Linked DNA regions of Homo sapiens: region 1 is linked to region 2. The links are chromatin loops, found by intact Hi-C in ENCODE. Cell type or tissue: pancreas. All regions are shown on one strand. Links, peaks and the distances in the headings refer to the core of each region. The heading gives the core; the rest is flanking DNA. Region 1 holds the start of LOC107986172 (a long non-coding RNA gene). Region 2 overlaps LINC00887 (long intergenic non-protein coding RNA 887).

Region 1 (6,389 bases), core at 1,082-5,081, 140 kb before region 2:
AAGAAACACTATGGGATATTGAAAATGTAGGCTAGGAATCTTTAAGATCCTCTTTGGCTTTAGTTATGACATAAAAGCACCTTGGCTGCCATCTTTGAAGTATGGTTGAAAGGTTGGTGTTTTTCTTTTTCCCCTCATTTGAAAAATTTAAGTAACTGAAGACGTAATTTTGTAGACTCTACTCCAAAAGAGCCATCAATAAACAATTCACGGGATGTCCACATGCCAGTGATGTTACAAGCTGCTCTTGACTGTTTATGGATGTGTGATTTAACTCCTGAATTAGAATGGAAGTAAATTGAGTCATAGATTATTATTGAAGGAAGTTTGCACTTGCATCTCTAAAAATTAGTATTTAAAGACAAGTGTCTCATAAGTTTGTTCCAGCTGGAGTTCCCATTCCCTAAGTTTGTCTAACAACTTAATTTTCATTTCACTTGGGAGTCTACTTTAGTCCTTTGCACATATTTGATATAAATGAAGATCTAATAGCAAACACTTTTTGCTTGGCTAATAGGCACATAAAGGCAGTTCTCCTTGCCAGACTATCCAGTTTGGGGCTTTGCTGAGAAAACTCACAAACAAAGCTCAGTAAAGCTCAGGGCTCCCCAGACTGCCTAGAGTTCTGTTCATCTTTTTCCTACCTCCTCCCAACACCAAACTTACTGAGCACCTACTGTGTGTTGTGTCTGTGGAAAGACGAATGAGACACTGGGCTGTCACAAGTGTCTCCGGAATTTGAGTGTAAATAATTAAAATAAAATAGGGGCCTTCTGAGGTGATTCAAGCAAAACAAGTGCTTCTTCTTTAAAAGGCTGAGGATTCCAGGTGGCTAGTAGGCAGTGTAGTTGGAGAACTAGAGGATAGGTTAGAAGAGGCTCCAGGGCTGGGTGTGATTGAAAGAGGGTGGGCAGAGCCATGCCAGGTCTGACTGGTTTCATGTGCTAATGAGTCACAGTCACCAATCAGTCTTCATCCAGGAAAAGCTGCCTCTTTAAATCCCCTGGAGGGGACCAGGTGGAGCCAGGAGAACCTGACCTGGAGATGGGCCCTGCTCCAACCCACTGTGACCTTGGCAATGTCACTCGCCCTCATTTAAAAATGGGAGCGTGGGATCATATGGTTCCTCCAGCTTGAGACCAGAGTCCTCTGAACTGCTGTCCCTGGATGCCTGCCCCTTGAATGGGGGTCAGGCTGTGCATACATTGTGAACTATGGAACCATTTATGCCAGATACTGCAGTTAGAAGCTGAGGCTTATGTTCATGAGTCACAGGCATATATGTTCTGTCCCAAGACACAGAACCCCTTTAAGCCTCTACCATTTATCCACCCGTGTCCCCAGTCTCTGCCCAGTCCTGAGTCCTACCTCTTTTGTCTCCTCCCTGACTGGTTCATGTTTTAATCATTCATTCAGTGAACACCTTTAGCACCTACTGTATACTAGGCCCTATATTGGGTACCAAGCCCTATTCCTGAACCCAGTCTGGGGTGAAGTTTCTAAGTGGAGAGGGAGAAAGAAAAGGCAGGCAGGGGTCCCAGAGACTGTGCCATTCCATGCGGTCAGGTCTGTCCAGGAATATGACATTCAGCTACCACCCTAAAGACAGCTCTCCAGGCCGGGTGCAGTGGCTCACACCTGTAATCCCAGTACTTTGGGAGGCCGAAGCAGGCAAATCACTTGAGTCCAGGAGTTCTAGACGAACCTGGGCAACATGGGGAAACTCCATCTCTACAAAAATACAAAAAAATGAGCAATTAGCTGGGCCTGGTGGCACGCACCTGTATTCCCAGCTACTCGGGAGGCTGAGGTGGGCAGATTGCTTGAGCCCAGGCTGCAGTGAGCCAAGATCGCGCCACTGCACTCTAGCCTGGGTGACAGAGCGAGGCCCTGTCTCAAAACACAAAAGAGACAGCTCTCCAGCTCTGGAGATAGGAAGGCCCTATTCCACTATGTGTGGATCCCTCTGCAGCTGCCACCCACTTTCTGGATTTTCTCCAGATTTCCTAGAGTGAGGAAGGAGGGGAGTTTCTGTGCAGGAGTGCCCTGTCACGTCTCAGCTTCAGTCTTTTGAAATTAAATTTGTGATTCCTCACCCCTTACATCTCCCCCTGGCCTGGCTCACAGGAGTGCCCTCCCTTCCCTGTCCAGGTAAAACATCTTCAGCCACTCTGGCCACCTTATACTCAAGTACATTTGGGTGCATGGGGCCCTCTGAGGAGGCAAATGACCTCTGGAGTGGAAGGGCCAGTGTGATCAGGACAAGTGGAGGCGGCACTGGCTGACCCGCTGAGGACTGAAACCACAGCAGAAAGCTGCACTGGGACGGGGAGAAGGTTTGGGGTGTGTTGGAGGGAGGCCCCTGGCAGACTCAGACAGTAGCTGAGTGATCTGGGCTTCAGGATTCAGGTTTACCTGACAGCGACAGGTAACCTGTTCTCTGCACCTCCAAGCACCTCCTGCCCCTCACTATGGCTCTCTGTACTTGCTATGAACTGGGAGAGGCAGTTCTGGAATCTAACCCATGCTCCAGGGAGGTAAGGCGAGCTCTCCGGGCCACTGACAGAGCAAGCCAGGCCCTCACTTCTGCTGGAGTGAGGCGCTCCCGCCATCCCCGGCCTGTCCTGGAGAGTGATGCCTCCCTCTGGGGTGCTGGCCTTTGCCTTCAGTCCTTGGGGAGGCCACATCTTACCCACATTTTTCTTTGACCTGAAGACTGTTCATGTCCATAATTAAGGGGGTGATGAAGGCAGGGAAAGGCAAAGTGGAACAGGGATCCCAGAGCGTCCCAAAGCTGTTACAACCTCTGAACAAAAGAAGAAGAAAGTTATCTCTGAGCTAGGGTGAGGAGAATTGGTCAAAGGTTAAAGGCAGAGATGAATTAAGGTGAGTGTGTAGCAGTGGGTGTGGAGAGAATGAGACTGATTTACAGTCTTTTGAGGGCAAAAAGTTAGAATCTTTTCTGTCTTCAAAGCCTGATCCCAGGGCTCAGCCTGAGTATCTCTCTCTCTCTCTCTCCACCTCCCTCTCCACCCCCCACCCCATACTCCTTTCTCTCCTTCTCCATTTGCCAAGCTTCTCAGGACCTGGCATTTACTTCTGCCAAGCTGTAGGTCTTCCTCCCCACTCCAGGAATTTCACAAATAAATCCCTGAGAACAGAGCCTGCCTCACAACAAACAGCACATGGGTTTCTGCTCAGCCTCTGTGGCCTTGGACCAGCTTCTGGGAAAGAGCCCCTGCCTGGCTACAGGCGCAAACACAGCCCTGCCTTTCACAAACATTCAGTGGTGAGAAGCAGTAGGGAGGAACCCCAAGCCCCCAGGTGAAGGAGCTGCGCCCAGGCACGCACGGTAAGATCAGGCTGTGCCGGGGCCACGGCTGCCCCCGGCTGAGCTGGGATCCAAGGCACAAGGCTTCTCCCTCAGGGGACTAGCCACTCAACTCAGCGACGTTGATAAAGTTATTTTAGCCTCCCTAGACTTCCCTTTCCCTGTTTTTACATAGATCAGAGGTTTATGCTGCTTAATTCACAAAGAAACTACAAAGAAAAAAACTGATTTGTTTTGAAGCATTCTGTCTTCCTGAGAGGAACGCAGGTTCTAGCAAACTCCTTGAACAGACACGGATACATATGGACACACATTCATGATGTATTGACCTGTCCACACACTCACACTGCCCCATTCATGGGTTCAGCTGCAGCTCTCCAGGTATAGGGACATTGGTGCACTGCAGTGTCCCCTGCTGTGTGGTGCTTGGAGCAAAGCTAATGCTCAATAAATATCCACCGAATGAGTGTACTTGACAGTATGTGTGGGCATCCTCTCCTTATGCCAGTCACTGTGCTCGGGGTTGGGGGACAGCCCTGCCCGCTAGTTGCTCACAGTCCAGGAGGGAGACTTGCACGTACACTCACACAGCCAATGTAGAGTATTAATGGGCACCAGGACAGAAAAGAAAGGGGAGGTCAGAGCAGCTCAGAGTGGGGAGATCCCGGCTCTGTCCCATGGTTTGGGGGTTTGGGGGACACCTGGGGAGGATGTCAAGGGGAAATACCTCAGAGCACTGAAGGAAGAGGGAGATGAGGTGGCTGCAGATGTCTTCCAGCAGAGGGAAAGCATGTTCCAAAGCCCTGAAGTGACACAGTAGAGTCAGGAGACCAGGAACTGCTTCTGGTGGCTGGACCGTAAAGAAGGAGGCAGCATAGTGAGACCCCATCTCTATAATCAAATAAAAATAGCCAGGCATAGTGGCACATGCTTCCCACTAGTCCCAGCTATCCAGGAGGCTGAGGCGGGAAGATCATTTGAGCCCAGGAGTTCAAGGCTGCAGTGAGCTAGGATCGTCCCCCTGCACGCCAGCCTGGGTGACAGAGCAAGACTTTGCCTCTAAAAATAGTGGGAAGGGCTAGGCGGTGAGTTGTGGGGCCGCAGGCTGGGTGAGGAGTGCTGAGTCTGCAGACGGTGCGTGCCTACTTTCAACAATCGCTATCCTTCCCTCCAGCATTCCTCTTAGACTCTTAAAATGTGCAGCTTGAGTATCTTTTATCCTAAATGCTTGGGACCAGAAGTGTTGTGGATTTCACATTTTTTCAGAATTTGGAATATCTGCATTATGCTTACAGTTGATTATTCCTAATTCAAAAATCAGAAATCCAAAATGTTCCAATGATATTTCCTTTGAGAGTTATGTTGGTGCTCAGAATGTTTTAGATTTTGGAGCATTTCAGATTTGAAATTTTTGGATTCAGGATACTCAACCTGTCATAGTTTTACTTTTCTCTCTGCTGATTGAGAAACTATATATGCATAGAAGAGCTTACAGCCCTCTCCCAGCAACTCAGAGACAACCCACTTCTGACGTCAGTCTTCACACTGGGGTGCATCAGTTGGAAAGCATTACTTAGGTGACCATAAAATTTATTATGTAACTGGTTCACTTTAGGGAGTGAAAGGGGTTATTACCAATAATTAAACCCTGGGGAAAAAAACAAGAACCAGGACTATTCTGGGCAAACCAGGATATATGATCACTCTAGGTAAAGATATTGGGTTGAGGCCGGGCACAGTTGGCTCATGCCTGTAATCCCAGCACTTTCGGAGGCTGAGGCAGGAGGATCACTTGAGCCCAGGTGTTCAAGAACAGCCTGGGCAACATGGTAAAACCCCATCTCCACAAAAAAATACAAAGATTAGCCGAGTGTAGTGGTGTGCGCCTATAGTCCCAGCTACTGGAGAAGCTGAGGCAGGAGAATTGCTTGACCCCAGGAGGTTAAGGCCGCAGTGAGCCATGATCATGCCACTGCATTCTAGCCTGGGCAACAGAGAAAGACCCTATCTCAAAAAAATAAAATAAAATGAAAAGATTTGGGGTTTCCATGAAAGGATTGTATAGAGGTAAGTGGTGTCATCAGATTCACATTATTGGAATTGAGCTACCCCCTCTCACCCTAACTTCTTCATAGAACAGTGAGTGTAAGAGGACAGGATGGTTTGGATGGTCTCTTGAGGCTCTTCCCAGCTTCAGCCTCTTCTATAAATCTCTGTTTGGTAGGCATTTGAACGGCGAAAAGGGTTGAATAAAATGTAACCTCAAGGAAGTTTTGGGGGCAAACTGCAATTTAACCTAAACCGTGAAGATGCATACCAATATCCTGTGTTTTTAGCTGAAACCCTATAAAAGTGCCCAAGAAAAACATTCCCAAGGAACCTCTGCTCATCCACCCAACCAGGAAGGGAAAGGCGATGCCCGTGAAAACATTCCATTGAAATTAAAGCCCTGCTGCCAGTCAGCCTCTCCCACAAGTCCTAGCCCTCCCTTCATCTCTTCCTCCCTCCTCCCTTTCCTCCTCCTGACTCCAAGAGCAAGCAGGTAGGAGATTGGGTCGGTAAACGCATGTGAGCATTCAGTAGTTTAGTTAGTGCCATCATTTCAACTCCTGCAGCAACCCCCTCCCTCTTAAGTAAAAACCTCATGGCTGTCTAGTGCCTTGAGAATTAAGCACAAACTCTTCAACCTCTATTTCAAGATCTTTTGCTTTATCTCCATTTTATTCCTTATGCACCCTTTCTTACAACTTAATTGGAATTCTTGCTAAACAAACTTTACATATTCTCTCTAGGTGCTTACTCAGGTTCTATCTACTCCTGACTTATCTAAATTGTACCAATAAATTTCATCTCTTCCATAAAATGTGGCTTTCCTCCTTTCAGTCTTCTTTTCTTCCAAGTTACTCAAACACTTGTCTTTCAAGATACTGCACTTCTAAATAAAGGTATAATTAATAGTGCTGGTATTTGTCTCTGAATCGTCTTGCTAAGGAACTGAACACTGGTGTGGTTTAAAATACAGCCTTGTAAAGGGCGTCTGCATTAAGTTCAGCATCAA
Region 2 (6,389 bases), core at 805-4,804:
TCTCGGCTCACTGCAACCTCCGTCTCCCAGGTTCAAGTGATTCTCCTGCCTCAGCCTCCCAAGTAGCTGGGATTACAGGCACGCGCCTCCACGCCTGGCTAATTTTTGTATTTTTAGTAGAGAAAGGGGGTTTCGCCATGTTGGCCAGGCTGGTCTCGAACTGCTGACCTCAGGTGATCCGCCTGCCTCAGCCTCCCAAAGAGCTGGGATTACAGGAGTGAGCCACCACGTGGAGCTAGGCAGTTTTAAGAGTGATCAATAATGTATGAGACACGCTCCTTTCTAGTAGGTGCTGCTTAAATCATAATTAGTGTCATTGTCGCATGGAACCTACAGCATCCAACGTAAGAGGCTTTGAAAAGTGCTTCTGGGCCGGACAAGGTGGCTTCCCCCTGTAATCCCAGCAACTCTTGGGGCTGAAGTGGGAGGATTGCTTGAGGCCAGGAGTTCAAGCACAGTCTGGGAAACGTGGCAAGAGCTCATCTCTAAAAAATAAAATCAATTAGCCAGGCATGGTGATGCCCACCTGTAGTCTTAGCGACTCAGGGGGCTGAGACACGAGAATTGCTTGAGCCCAGGAGTTTAAGCCTCCAGGGAGCTGTGATCACAGCACGGTACTCTAGCCTGGGCAACAAAAGAGACCCAGTCTCTTTTAAAAATTTAAAAATAAAATAAGAATGAAAGTGCTCTGAAGTGATGAGGACCGCAATGGAGCGTCAACAGCAGGCTAGGAAATCATAGCACGTGCTCCTCCACTGAGAGAAACCTCCTCCGTGCGCCCCCTGCTCCTGCCTAAGCTCCTCTGCAGAAGGACCTTCAAAGCCTGGGGCAAGCTCCCCCGCAGGTGCTGCACAATGATAAATCCTGATGCATAAGAGCCCCAGACAAGGCTAATGGGCCACGCGTGGGAAGCCAGGAGGTAATTGAATGGAGAGATTTCCCTGGGTGGCTGGGAGGGCTGCTCCACGCTGAACCATGCCAAGCTCCACTGCTCACAGAGGATCTGGCCAGCGCCCGCAGGAAGTGGGTGAAAGAACATTCACTGGTAGAAAAGAGTGCAGCCTCCCAGGGGAGCTTCCCATAGGGCCAAAGAGCTCGCACTCCAGCTCCTCGGTGGCACCCCGGATTAGTTGAAAGGCTGCCCTCATTGGTGCCCGCCCAGAGGACTCCTGATACATCAGATGAGGCCTGGGCAGGCAGGTGGGAAGCACAAACCCACAGGCAGCTGAGAACAGATACAAATCCTCTCCTCCATCCAAACAGAAGACCATTTGTTCCTTCTCCGTTGGGGTGGGCACTGAGGAAGGCAGTTTGTTGCAGAGTGGAGCAGACAGCAAGCTGACTGCTGTCCCCAGATTGCCGCCCACACCTAACCAGGACTAGCCCTGGGAGCAAGGAGGGAAAATGTAGGACAGTGACCAACGGTGGCCCTGCGGATGGGTGAGCACACTCCTACTCCTTCACACAGCTCATACCAGGCACCAGATCCCAGTGATGCTGTGTCATCCACAGCACACCAGCGGTTACACCTGAGGTTCCCAAAGAAGTAATGGATTTGGCATTTTCTTTTTTTCTTTCTTTTTTCTTTTTTTTTTTTGAGACAGAGTCTCACTTTTGTTGCCCAGGCTGGAGTGCAATGGGACGATCTTGGCTCACAGTAACCTCTGCCTCCTGGGTTTAAGTGATTCTCCTGCCTCAGGCTCCCGAGTGGCTGGGATTACAGGCATGCGTCACCATGCCCAGCTAATTTTGTATTTTTAGTAGAGACGGGGTTTCTCCATGTTGGTCAAGCTGGTCTTGAACTCCTGACTTCTGGTGATCCACCCGCCTTGGCCTCCCAAAATGCTGGGATTACAGGCATGAGCCACCGCACCTGGCCGGATTTGGCATTTTCTTTTCTTTTTCTTTTTTTTTTTTTTTTTTTTTGAGACAGAGTCTTGCTCTGTTGCCCAGGCTGGAGTGCAGTGGTGCCATCTCGGCTCACTGCAAGCTCCGCCTCCCGGGTTCACGCCATTCTCCTGCCTCAGCCTCCCAAGTAGCTGGGACTACAGGCGCCCGCCACCACGCCCGGCTAATTTTTTGTATTTTTAGTAGAGACGGGGTTTCACCGTGTTAGCCAGGATGGTCTCGATCTCCTGACCTCGTGATCCGCCCGCCTCGGCCTCCCAAAGTGCCGGGATCACAGGCGGGAGCCGCCCGCCCGGCCGGATTTGGCATTTTCAAAGCACACTATCGTTTTCTTGCTGGATTGATGTCTGGCAAGCTTGCCTGATAACTGGCCTGGGTGTACTTCCTTCTTTGATTTGTATATATTTTAATCTTTTATTTACATGTCCTGCCTATTTTTTTCATAGTGACCGTGAATTAACTGGAACAGTTTTTTTAATTCTTAAAAAAAGAAACAGAACCCATTGAATAGTCTTAGAACTTAGATCTACCAGTGAGAGAAACTGCTAGTTGAGACTAAAATAGAGCTTTAAACTACCAAGAGATGTAGAGGCCCGGGGCGCTTGTGGGCAAGCACGTGTCAGCATGGGGAGGAAGAGGCACAGCCGCAGCCCAGGACCCATGCTGATGCCCTCACCACTTCCATCCTCTCAGATAAGATCATTTCACTCCTGAGAGAGGATCTTCCTTCTCCTAAAGCCTCCTAAACCTCACGGCCCACACCCAGTCTCTCCGACGTGAAGGGACGCTGTCCTAGGGGCGCCGGGGAGCCCAGTGCAGTCTTCCTGAGGCAAATGTGCCGCACAAGGTTTTCCCCATCTGGGATCGGGGAGCAACTGAAGGCCTGGCTGCTGGAATGCTCCTGAAACACATTAGGTGAGCAGGCCTCAGGCAAGGAGGGATGAGGCCCAGGACCGATGACGCAATCTTGGCCTCCGCTAGAGGGCTGGCTTGGGAAGGAGGTGGAAAGCTTCCATAATGAGATTCCCAGCCCGGCTCAGTCAAGCAGAGGCAGTGACTTTAGCCAAGGGCCTTGCTCTGGATGGAGCAGAATCCTACGGGCTGCTCTTGGAAGAACTGGTTTAATCTAGAGCAACACGGTCTCAAAATAAGGGTATTTGTGTACGGGAGGGATGCTTTGGGGGAGAGGAGAGAATATGTAAATATTTTTTGGTGGTGGTTTTAAAAGTCTGGGGAGAAATCTGCTAAATGAAAAACTTAACATACATTTAATATTCACGTGCATTGCATATAATAAAACAGTCCATTTTAAGTCTAAAGTTTTGCTTTTTAAAAACTCTGTGAAAGCTTCAAAATGAATTTTGTTCAACCTCCTCTCTTAACTCGACACTTAAATATTAACTGAACTGTTTCTGAACTCCGATTTTGAACTAGTTAAAAATCTTATTTCATTAGACATTTCTGAAGCCCATAAGATTTCTCCCCAGTGGGGTATGGCCCGCCTGCCCATTGCAGATGAACCAGTACGCTGGCATGTGAGCGGCCTCCACAGCTCATATGCGGCATGTATATAAAACCAGTGTTTAAGTCAACATCACTTTATTTTTTAAATGCTGGTTTTCAGTCTAATTCACAATTTTTTGGAAACTATAATATACTTGATGCTTTTACAGGCTCTCAACATTGATAATACTTGAATCATTGTGGGTGACCTTGGGCTTCTGGAGCTTTAAGGAACAAAGTTAAGTGACACATCCCGTTACAGAAAAAGGTATATTCTGTATATCCTATATTCTATATAACTATGGACTAGTCACCCTCCTTATTCTGATTAGCATTCAAAAGCATCACCACAATACCTCTCATACTCTTTTGACGCGGCATAGCACTGGATATATCTGTTCTGTTTCATTGTTGGACCTTTAGCAAACACTTACTGATTTCCTCCAACGTGCCACGTTCTGTGCTTTCTGTTCTTGAAGCCACATTCAGTAGAAGATACAAACATGGAACAAATAAAGATGGTATTATGTTGTTAAGTGTTAAATTAAAGAAATAAACAGAGAGCAAAAAGGAGGAAGGTACAAACTCTGCCCAGAAGAGGGAAGAGAAAGTAGGGAAGGCTTCCCTAAGGAGGAAGCATTGGGAATGGCTCCTTGCTTTTAGGGACCCTGTCTGGGACTGTAACCACAGCTTCCTGAATGGTCTCCAGCTCCCACACTTCAAGCAAGAGGATAAGTAAAGTTCTAACAGTGTGCTGGGGGACAGCCCTTACCACCACCACAGCCCGCCAGCCCACCCCCGCCAGGCCTGGAGCTCTTCAGCAGGAGTGGGGAATAGCCATTCTGATTAAAAGTGACAGCCAGACCTCTGCAAGATGTCAACAAGGACCCTCCAACAACTAGTAATAAAGGAACACATTCATTTACTAAGCACTGACATTTTGAAGGGTAAATTCTGGTGAACGACACCCACTCATCCCTCTGACTCCTACTCTTAGCTAATGACCCTGACAGTCAAGTTGCTTTTGTACCTGCTGTTCCTTCTGCCTAGAGCACCTTCCTCCTCTTTAAGGACAGGCAATATAGACACCAATTCATCCAGGAAGCCCTCCTGATAACCCCCAACTAAGGGAACGTCGACATCCACCACTTCATTCATTCAGCTAAAGCTTACTGAGCACACACCATGTGGCAGACACGAGGGACACAGTGGTGAACAAAACAGACAAAATATACTGCCCTCGCGGAGCTTATATTCTAGTGCATGGAAATGAACAATAAGCAAAATAAACAAGGGAAACACATAGTGTATTAAGATAGAGGAGAATCGGTGGGGGCGGCCCACCCTGGCAGGAAAGTATATTGATAACAGAATTTAGAATTGCTGGTGTGCGGGGCTCATAAAGAGCAAACCCACTTTGAGTTTATTTCACGATTATTTTCAAATTCTCTACAGATGACGCACCTCCTTAGGTCCTGCTCCCAGTCACCATTGAATCAGAATGCCACTGGATTAAAGAGTGACAGGTCAAAGGGAGGAAGCAGAGCAAGGATGGAGAAGGAGGAATGGGTGTTGAACGGGCTGCAATTTTAAATAGGATGGTTAGGGAGGGAGCCGTCACTAAGGTGACAACGTGAGTAAAGATCTTGGAGGGAGGCCGGGCGCGGTGGTTCACACCTGTAATCCCAGCGCTTAGGGAGGCCGAGGCGGGCGGATCACGAGGTCAGGAGATCAAGACCATCCTGGCCAACATGGTGAAACCCCGTCTCTACTGAAAATACAAAAAAAATGAGCTGGGTATGGTGGCTGGTGCGTGTAGTCCCAGCTACTCGGGAGGCTGAGGCAGGAGAATGACGTGAACCTGGGAGGCAGAGCTTGCAGTGAGCAGAGATTGCACCACTGCGCTCCAGCCTGGGCGACAGAGCGAGACTCCGTCTCAAAAAAAAAAGGTCTTGGAGGGAAAGAGTTCCAAGCAGAAGAAACAGTAAGTGCAAACATTGTGAGGCAGGAGAGAGTAAGCACAGAGGAGAGCAGTGAGAGAACCAGAGAGAACAGGGACATGGACCACATGGTCCTTTGGAATGAATGTGGCTGACAGAGTGAGACGGGAGGGAAAAGATGGGATCTGACTTACTTTTTGAAAGGATTACTCTGGAAGCTGTGTGCAGAAGAGTCTGAAGGCAGGGTTGGAACTTACTGGGAAATGACGAGAACAGGGAGAGCCAGCTAGGAGACTCACCGGACTCCAGCCAAGAGCCAAAGGTGGGTTGGACAAGGGGAGGGCAATAGTGGTGACGAGAAGTGTCTGATTTGGAAACGATGCCTCAGTCGAAGGGAGATAGGAACCTAAGAATCAAAGGGGACACAAAGGATTTTTGGACTCGCCATTGGCTGAGATGGGAAATCTGTGGGCAAGAAGGGGTCTGTGTGTGGGCGGGGTGGGCAGGAGCTCAGCTCAGGATGAAATGTCTGTTACCTGCCAAGCAGGATGTCTTAGAGGCAGTGGATTCTCAGCATACACAACTCTGAGAGTCAGCAGAGAAGTCTAATTTAAAGATGAGTGATGGAGAGTTCCAAGGATTGAGCCTTGATGTTCTTTGTCATTCCTTCGCAGGAATCTGAAGAGAAGATGGCAAAAGAGTCTGAGAGGCAGTGGCCAGAAGGAGAAGGAAAGCAGGTGGATGTGAAGAAAGTGTTCAACGTGGAGGGAGGAACCAGCCATGTCAAATGATGCTGACAGCCAGGCAAGATGAGGACCAAGAAATGTCCACTGCATTTAGCAAAATGAGGACATTGGTGACCTTGACAAGAACAGTGTCAGGGATGACAGTGTGATTGGGGTGGATTCAAGGGAGAATGGGAGGAGAGAATTTGGAGATGATGAGTCCAGACAATCATTTTGGAAGTGGTAAGAACTGGGGCCATTCTCCTGGGGGAGGAAGTGGGGTCAAGACAAGGTATCTTTACATGGGAGAGAT

Evidence for each region. Hi-C counts contacts between places; a loop is a spot of excess contacts. Peaks named below come from ENCODE experiments on the same cell type or tissue, not always from the same donor. Only the 100,000 strongest peaks of a DNase experiment are listed, where the experiment ranks them.
Region 1: it touches region 2 in a loop (2.4-fold over the local background); 14 of 110 quality-filtered maps call a loop at or near these places.

The regions. Positions count from the first base shown.
Region 1 is chr3:194,158,090-194,164,478 of GRCh38, forward strand. LOC107986172 (a long non-coding RNA gene) reads right to left here and starts at 4,196. Exons shown (of 3, transcript XR_001741081.2): 1 at 4,059-4,196; 2 at 2,693-2,806; 3 at 1,706-1,731. RefSeq lists an enhancer at 2,895-3,826. In pancreas, for the core only: no CTCF peak of the experiment used is centred there; a DNase peak (open chromatin) is centred at 3,288; H3K27ac peaks cover 3,071 bases.
Region 2 is chr3:194,297,709-194,304,097 of GRCh38, forward strand. LINC00887 (long intergenic non-protein coding RNA 887) reads right to left here. Exons shown (of 3, transcript NR_024480.1): 3 at 3,491-6,029. Among named protein-coding and RNA genes, the nearest start is that of LINC00887, 12 kb to the right of the region's middle. In pancreas, for the core only: no CTCF peak of the experiment used is centred there; a DNase peak (open chromatin) is centred at 2,813; H3K27ac peaks cover 336 bases.